2 separate regions of the Homo sapiens genome follow, and region 2 is linked to region 1. Evidence: chromatin contacts called from ENCODE POLR2A ChIA-PET data. All regions are on one chromosome and are shown on one strand. Each heading gives the region's core, a stretch centred on a gene start or an enhancer-like site at or near the end of the contact. The rest is flanking DNA. Distances are from core to core; before and after follow the strand shown.

Region 1 (3,802 bases), core at 394-2,893:
GAGAGGGGAGGCGGGGGGAGGAGAGAGAAAGTGAAAGGACAGCTGGGGAGAAAGCAGGAGGCCCTTTTTGTTCCTGGGGAGATGCTCAGGGCCAAAGCCCTGCCCCCAAGTCATCCTGGATGAACCACCTCAGACTCCTGACCTGGCTGACAGAATCAATGGCCCACAACATCCCCCGGCCCAGGCCCCCTTCTGCGCCCCCAGGCTGCTCTGGCTCAGGCCCTCTTTGCCACAAGGGACTTCAGCAAGTGTTAGGGACGGGGTTCTGCACATTCAGCCAGATGCGGTGCCTTCCTCCACACCCAACCAGAAGGCCCGAAGCATCCAGAAGGAAAAGGCGCTGCCTGAAGCCCTGAGCTCTGGGGACAAATCCCAGGGGCCAATGTGGAGGGCACGCGGGGCACTGCTTAACTGGAAGTGATGGGGAGGGGCCTCCCTGAGGCCAGAGGGTGGATCTCAGCCCTGACCACAGGGCCGTGGGACCGTGGCCCCTCGGTCCCGGAGCCACCAGCGGCCGCGCGCACACATGACTCACTAAGAACCCACTCGGGAGGGTGGAAGGATGTCCTTAAATTCTGCACAGTGCTTGGGCGGAGTTCAAACAGGGGGAGGCTATACCTGGTCCTCCCACTGCAGGCTGTGTGACCTCACAGCCTGCTCACCCTCTCTGGGCCTCAGCAGGTTGCACTGAGGGAGCAATTCAGCATGGCCTGCCCGGAACCCACTGCACACACTTTACACCCAGGCACAAGGCAGCCCGATGTCATGGTTTGGGAGTGGCGGGGGGAGGAGTAGTCCTGGGGGAGGGGAGCTATGCAACCCCTCCCTCAGTGCTTCTGTATCGATGAGGAAACACGCAGCCTAGCGATGAAGAGCGTGGGTGCTGATCTCATAACTGTGGGTGCATATCGCAATTCAGTCGCACATGAGCCTGGCTAAGCCTCAGTTTCCCCAGCTCCAAAAAGGGGACAATGCTTGGCAAGTGTGTCAAAGAGGGAGAAAGGAGGGAGGAAGGGAAGGAGGAGGAAGGGAAGGAGAGAGGGAAGGCAGCAGAGGTCTCCCCAAAATGCTCCTCAATTCCCAGAAACAGCTGTGGAAGAAGCGGCTGCTCCTCAGAGGCCATTTACACGCTGGCGAGGCGAGCCTGCACCTTCTGTGCTTGTGGAGGAGGGAAGGGTCTCAGCCTCCCGTGGCCTGCCTCAAGCCCTCCAGGATGCTGGGGCTGAGACGTCCGCCCCCGCCCCCCCAGACCTGTCCCTCCCCAACCACGGCAGCCCTAAAGCTGTGAGGTCAAATGGGGCAGGGGAGCCACTCGCTCAGGACCCATTTGCCTCCGGGTCCTCATTCCAACGCGCTGACAGCCCGAATTCCTGGCTGAGTCAGTCTGGTCCACCGCGCTCCTTCCCCCACACCGTGAGACAGGGCTGAGGGCCCCCAGAGGTGTCTGTCTGAGAGGAGTGGGGTGCAGGGTGGGGGTGGAGGGCAGCCTGGCCCGGCCCGTCTCCAAGGCAGGGACACTCATAGCAGCATTGCCGCCTGCAGCCATCTCGGGGTACTCCCGGGCTTGAACCCCCAGAAGCTGAGTTCTAACAAGGCGGCATAATAGCCCCTCCCTGGCCCATGCCTCCTGGGGTGCAGAGACATCTCCTGAGGCAGTCTGGGCTCCTCTCCCAGCTTCCCAGAGGCGCGGTGCAGCGTGACTGGGGGCTCACCATCTTCAGCTTGTGCTGCTGCAAGATCTCATCGAGGTTCTGCCTCTTCTTGTAGTTGAAGTAGAAGTTCTTACACTGCGACACAGTCTTGGAGCCCACCATCCGGGCGATGGCCGACCAGTTGCGGCCGTGTTCCAGGAGACCTGTCTCAGGAGAGGAGGGCAGTGAGAAGAGGCCAGGCCCGGCACGCAGAGGGGGCCTGCATCCATGGCCTGGGCGGCAAACGGGCCTGGAGCAGAAACCCAGCCTGGGGCTCCCTGCTCAGGCCCAGGACCTCTGGAAGAAGAGACAGTGATGGGCCACGTGTCCCCTAGCGGGGAAGGTACTAGAGGGTGGCAGTCCTGGCCTCTGGGGTCTGGTTTCTCAGTCACTTGACTCCAGGCCAGGATGCATGGGAAAGGCCTGGGCTGGAGGAGCCAAAAGCGACAGGTGAAGTCCCACCGAGGCCACTGCGCGGGAGTCTGGGGGCGGAGGGCTGTGAATATCCAGAACGCACAGCCTCTGCCCAGGCCCCACCTCTCCTGCTGGGCGGAGGGCCTGGCCTACGTGACCCAGCCCTGACACTCGCTCACAGCTGCAGGCGAGGCCTCGGGAGACGGGTTGTTTTCCGGCCACACCGGCCCAGCGAAAGGAAGGGACGTGGTGAGCAGGGGATGGGAGGGTGGAAGTCAGGGTGGGGATGAGCTGGGGCCAGGAGCCTCCAGGCCCAGGTTAACTGGGGCACCTCCAGGGCCCAAACTCCCTAAGGGCACCTAAAGGCCCACTCAGGACTCGGGGCCCACCAGGCTTGGTTGCGCAGCTGGAATTTGCTCCCAAACCCCAACCCGCACAACCAGGAGGTTCTCTCAGCCTCACAGACCTCCTGCTGTGGGAAGAGACCCTCCAGGAATCGGCAGAAAAAGCTCCCTCCATCACTAGGTCTCAGGCCAGAACCAGAGCATGCCGCCCCCCAGGTTCTAGTTTCAAGGCCACAAACACCAGGCTCGGCAGAAACACAGCCCCTGCTGCACCGGAGGCAGTGCCTGGGAAGCCAAGCCCCCGGTCTCGGCCTGTCTGCCCGGCGAGCTGCGGCACACACAGGCACAGGCCAGGCAGCTCTATATTTATGCCTGTGTCTCCAGCGGCGTGACCTTGTGTGGCCCAGCCAGTCCATGCAGGTAGGGCCTGCCCACTTTCCCAGGGCTGTGGGAGAGACAGGGAGTGCTCCTGACCTAGGGGTCTGTGCGGCAAGAGGGTGCCCCTCCAGGGCAGCAGGCCCCAAGGCTGAATCACGTAGCTCGGGACATGGCAGCCTCTCTGAGCTGGAGCTCCACTTGTAAGGACTTTAATGAAGGATTTCCCATAATGAAGGTTTTAACCATTTTCCTTGAATAAAATCAAGCTGCAAGCCAAGCTCCAGCTAAAATTGTTCAGAGGTTGGGGAGCTGAGGGGCAGCCGTCTGTGTTGGTATTTTCATTCATTCATTCATTCATTCATTCATTCATTCATCCACCCACCCACCCACCCACGTGCTGGCTGCCTGCCTGCTACACACAAGGCTCTAATGCAAATAAAACAACAGCAGCAGAAACATCAACACATCAGCCCGTGGCACGGCTAACTGACACACAGAGTTTGCAAAGCCCTTCAAAGACTTGGTTCCGTCTCATCCTTGCTGTCATGGCTGTGACCATTTTCCCATCCCCAGGAGGGGGAAATCTCGGTTCAGAGGGTCCCGCCAACTCACCCAAGCTTAGAGGACCAGCCAAGGGGGGCAACGCGGGCGTGGGGCCCCAGACTTCCTGCCCTCCGGGTCCTCTGGCCCCCGTGGCGTGGGGGTGGCACTGACTGACAGGCCACCTGTTCGCCTGCCGTGGCCCTGGGAGCCACGTGGCCTCACAGCCCGCTCCTCAGGGTTCCTCAAGGACAGGCGCAGAAGGGGAGGGCCGGGGCGTGGGATCAAGTGGCACCCGGCCCCTGACCTTTCCCTCCGCCCGCGCCAGCAGCAGCTGCCACTTCCAGAACCTGGCGGACAGGGCCGCGCGTTTATTTATATTTCCCCAGCCGGGGCCAAGAGAGCCCAGGCAAACACACCGGGCCAGAGGGATCA
Region 2 (3,868 bases), core at 13-2,512, 640 kb after region 1:
TTTTGAAACGGAAAATGCAAGGAGGGGCCAAGAAATGTCCTGGGGATTTGATGCCAGGAAGTACCTGGTAAGGATTGGAGATTGCTCCAGAATCTACTGCATGTCCCAATTTGCAGTTTGCTCACTAGGGCTATATACAAAAGCTATACCCTTGAGGGTTTTTTTTTTTTTCTTTTGATTTCCTCAGGACCTTAGAGGGAAAACAAACAGTAGCAGCTAATATTCTCAAGTATATTGCTGCTTAGAAAGATCCTCAGGAACAATTAGCAGCAATAAGCAAGCCTTTGAAAAGATCTGAATTCTTTTTCCTGAAATATTTACGATACACAGGTGCTTTTTATCTGAAATCTGTTGTGTCCTCCTTTTAGGCAGTCTCTGTGGGCAGAGAGTGGGACTTGCGAGGTGGACAGCTGTGGGGATCCTGGGCAAGGGAGTTTCAGAAGGTGTGGCTCAGGGGCTGGTAGAAACCCCCTTTTGTTAGGACTTGTTTTTTAAAAAAGAAAGCCCTAGGCCAGGCGCAGTGGCTGATGCCTGTAATCCCAGCGCTTTGGGAGGCCGAGGAGTATGGATCACCTGAGGTCAGGAGTTCAAGACCAGCCTGGCCAACATGGTGAAACCCCCGTCTCTACTAAAAATACAAAAATTAGTCAGGCATGGTGGTGGGTGCCTGTAGTCCAGCTACTCAGGAGGCTGAGGCAGGAGAATTGCTTGAACCTGGGAGGTGGAGGTTGCGGTGAGCCGAGATCACGCCACTGCACTCCAGCCTAGGCAACAGAGCAAGACTTCATCTTAAAAAAAAAAAAAAAAGCCCAGCATTTTGCAGCTTTGAAGCTGCTGGGGATCACGACTGTCTCTGTGGCCCTTACCTGGCCACAGATGTACCCTGGCAACCCGCTCACAGTGCCCTGCGTGCAGGTTTATAGATAACCCCTGCCAGACCTGCTACAACCAAGACCTTATGGTCCAGGTCTCAGTTTGGAGAAGATTTAGCTGTCTACCACTTCTTGTGTAGTGTTCCTGTGAAGTTTTATTTTTGGTTGCAAGTATCTGGAAAACAGATGCAGATGTTTTTGTGGATGTTGTTGAGACTTTTGAGACTTCTGTTTCTAAGGTACACATGATGGGACCCAAACTCTCCTGGAGAGTTCCATTCACTTCCTGAAACGTGCACCTGTTTCAGGTGCATGTTTATTCAGTGTGCATGGATATTTAAGATTTGCTGGAGCAGGCTGGGCAGGGTGGCTCACCCCTATAATCCCAACACTTTGGGAGGCCAAGGCAGGTGGATCACCTGAGGTCAGGAGTTTGAGACCAGCCCGGCCAACAGAGTGAAACCCCGTCTCTACTAAAAATACAAAAATTAGCCAGGCCTGGTGGTGGGCGCCTGTGATCCCAGCTACTTGGGAGGCTGAGGCTGGAGAATCGCTTGAACATGGGAGGCGGAGGTTGCAGTCAGCTGAGATCATACCACCACACTCTAGCCTCAGCAACAGAGTGAGACTCCGTCTCAAAAAAAATTATTTGCTGGATCGAATCTTTTTTTTTTTGAGATGGAGTCTCACTGTCAACCAGGCTGGAGTGCAGTGGCACCATCTCGGCTCACTGCAAGCTCCGCCTCCTGGGTTCACGCCATTCTCCTACCTCAGCCTCCCAAGTAGCCGGGACTACAGGCGCCCACCATCATGCCCGGCTAATTTTTTATATTTTTAGTAGAGACGGGGTTTCACCGTGTTAGCCAGGATGGTCTCGATCTCCTGACCTCGTGATCCGCCCGCCTCGGCCTCCCAAAGTGCTGGGATTACAGGCGTGAGCCACCGCGCTGGGCCTAGATCAAATCTTTATCCATGCACATTGGAACACAGGATTACTGGGTTGAAATCATTCTAGTTTTGTCATTTAGATACTTGTAGATGAATCTATTTTAGCACAAGGTATAAATAACTCGGGAGGTCATCTCTATCTTCTTTCCTTTTGTGCATTTGGCTATACCACGTTTAGGTACTAAAACAGCTTTGCTTATGTTGGCCAGGGGAAAACATGGCATTCTGTGCGCAAAGCTAATGATCGCCAGCCCTGCCTTGGCCCCTCCCTTGTTTATGGTCATTGTAAGATGCCCGCATGTTAAGGCTTAAGCTGTCACTGGGCTGGGTGTAATACCCGCTTCATTCCTCCTCCCACCCTCTTACCCGAAACATGAAGGGCACTGTGCTCTATTGAGATCTCGATAAGATCATCATTTTAACTTGTATTCAACTGAGGGAGGTAACATGATATCTGGGTGCTGGTGGATTGAGACCTCAAGCATCAATTCAAAATTGCTGTCGAAAATATGCACTATTTTTTTTTTCCACTCTGGCTAAGTGTAGGCTCTGAAGCCAGTTTTATAGCTTGATACATTCTGGTGAAAGATGTCTTCATTTTTAATGAAAGAACCTACAGTTAGTAGGTGTCACCTCAGGGTAGAAATTCTGATAGAAATTCTGATTATTTGAAACTCTGATAGAAATCCTAGATGCTAGATTTGAAGAAAACCTGGGTTTTATTGCATAGATTTCACCTTTTCTGGGGCACATCTTACCCCAAAATAATTGGGGATTTTTTTGTTCCTTCTCCATTCCATGGAACCTTGTAGGGTGTTGGGATTGGGCCTCCCCTCGCCACCCGCCACATGTCTTTGTTTTTTTCTCTCTTTTGTATGTGGAAAAATGTATTTTTGTACCATATCTCATACCTGGAGAGAAACCTTTTTTCTATCTTCAGGGCTGTAGAATATATTAGCGTAACACTTCACTGAATGTGACGTAAAAGCATTCTGATGAAAACTGGTTCTGTTATAATTAAGACTCAGTGTTTAAAATATCTTAATCAGTGTTAATTTCCCAGTGTTTCAGTATCACAGTAAATACTTGTTTTACTGAGAACAGAAAATAATCCAGAAAAGGAAAAGGACCAGCCCTCTCTAGATTGCTGGAATTGTATGGATGTGTTGGGGTTGGTTTAGTGATCTCTTCCTTGACACCCTAGCAAAGATGCTTTTGTGGAGTGCAAACCTTTCATAAATATACTTTCCAGGCTGGGTGCAGTGGCTCAAGCTTGTAATCCCAGCACTTTGGGAGGCCAAGGCGGGTGGATCACTTGCGGTCGGGAGTTCGAGACCAGCCTGGCCAACATAGTGAAATCCCGTCTCTACCAAAAAATACAAAAAAAAAAAAAAAAAAAAAAATAGCCAGGTGTGGTGGTGGGTTCCTGTAGTCCCAGCTACTCAGGAGGCTGAGGTGGGAGAATTGTATGAACCTGGGAGGCAGAGGTTGCAGTGAACTGAGATCACACCACTGTACTCCAGTTGAGGCGACAGAGTGAGACCCAGTCTCAAAAAAAAAAAAAAGTGTGTGTGTGTGTATATATATGTATATATATATACACACACACACACTTTCCAATACCAGTCGGCATTACCCGCCCTTTGGTTTCTTTTGCTTTGGATTTCAGCCCCCATATCATTTCTGGTAACAGAGCACAGCAATAGAATTTCTGGGAAGCAGACCTTGTGAATCGTGCCTGTGTCTTAATTCACAAAGGGTAAGTGAATGCCGTTGAAAGGTGTTTCATACACTTACCCCAGAAATGAGAGCCTGTCTCATGCAGGAGTCGGGAGGCAGCGATGTCAGGGAACTGGGACTATGTCTTTATGACTGTGATGGTGGTAACCAAGTGGGGTGGTCCCCTCTGGGGAGCTGAGTAAGAACGCAAAGGTTTGGGTCAGTGATTAGGAAGACTATAATATGACTTTGTGCATGCCCGGGAGGGCTGCCTTGTAGAGAGGATGTGAGCAGCTTAGTCGCTCATCTGGCCCTGTGATTCAGGCTTA

The links. ChIA-PET counts read pairs that join two places held with the same protein, here RNA polymerase II (POLR2A).
Region 2: POLR2A ChIA-PET joins it to region 1 with 10 read pairs in activated naive CD4-positive, alpha-beta T cell. The contact joins the promoter of THRIL here to the enhancer-like site in region 1. POLR2A ChIA-PET finds 5 or more read pairs at or near these places in 2 of 52 experiments (RWPE1 and activated naive CD4-positive, alpha-beta T cell).

What each region holds. Positions count from the first base shown.
Region 1 is chr12:124,384,033-124,387,834 of GRCh38, forward strand. NCOR2 (nuclear receptor corepressor 2) reads right to left here. Exons shown (of 49, transcript NM_006312.6): 19 at 1,713-1,855. Among named protein-coding and RNA genes, the nearest start is that of MIR6880, 49 kb to the left of the region's middle. RefSeq lists enhancers at 99-835, 836-1,571, 1,572-2,308, 2,309-3,043. Within about 2 kb of position 1,644, at least 12 of the 41 ENCODE cell types and tissues checked have a DNase peak (open chromatin) inside an H3K27ac peak, as active enhancers do.
Region 2 is chr12:125,026,161-125,030,028 of GRCh38, forward strand. It overlaps THRIL (TNF and HNRNPL related immunoregulatory long non-coding RNA), which reads right to left and starts at 1,263. Exons shown (of 1, transcript NR_110375.1): 1 at 1-1,263. It overlaps BRI3BP (BRI3 binding protein), which reads left to right. Exons shown (of 3, transcript NM_080626.6): 3 at 1-3,868.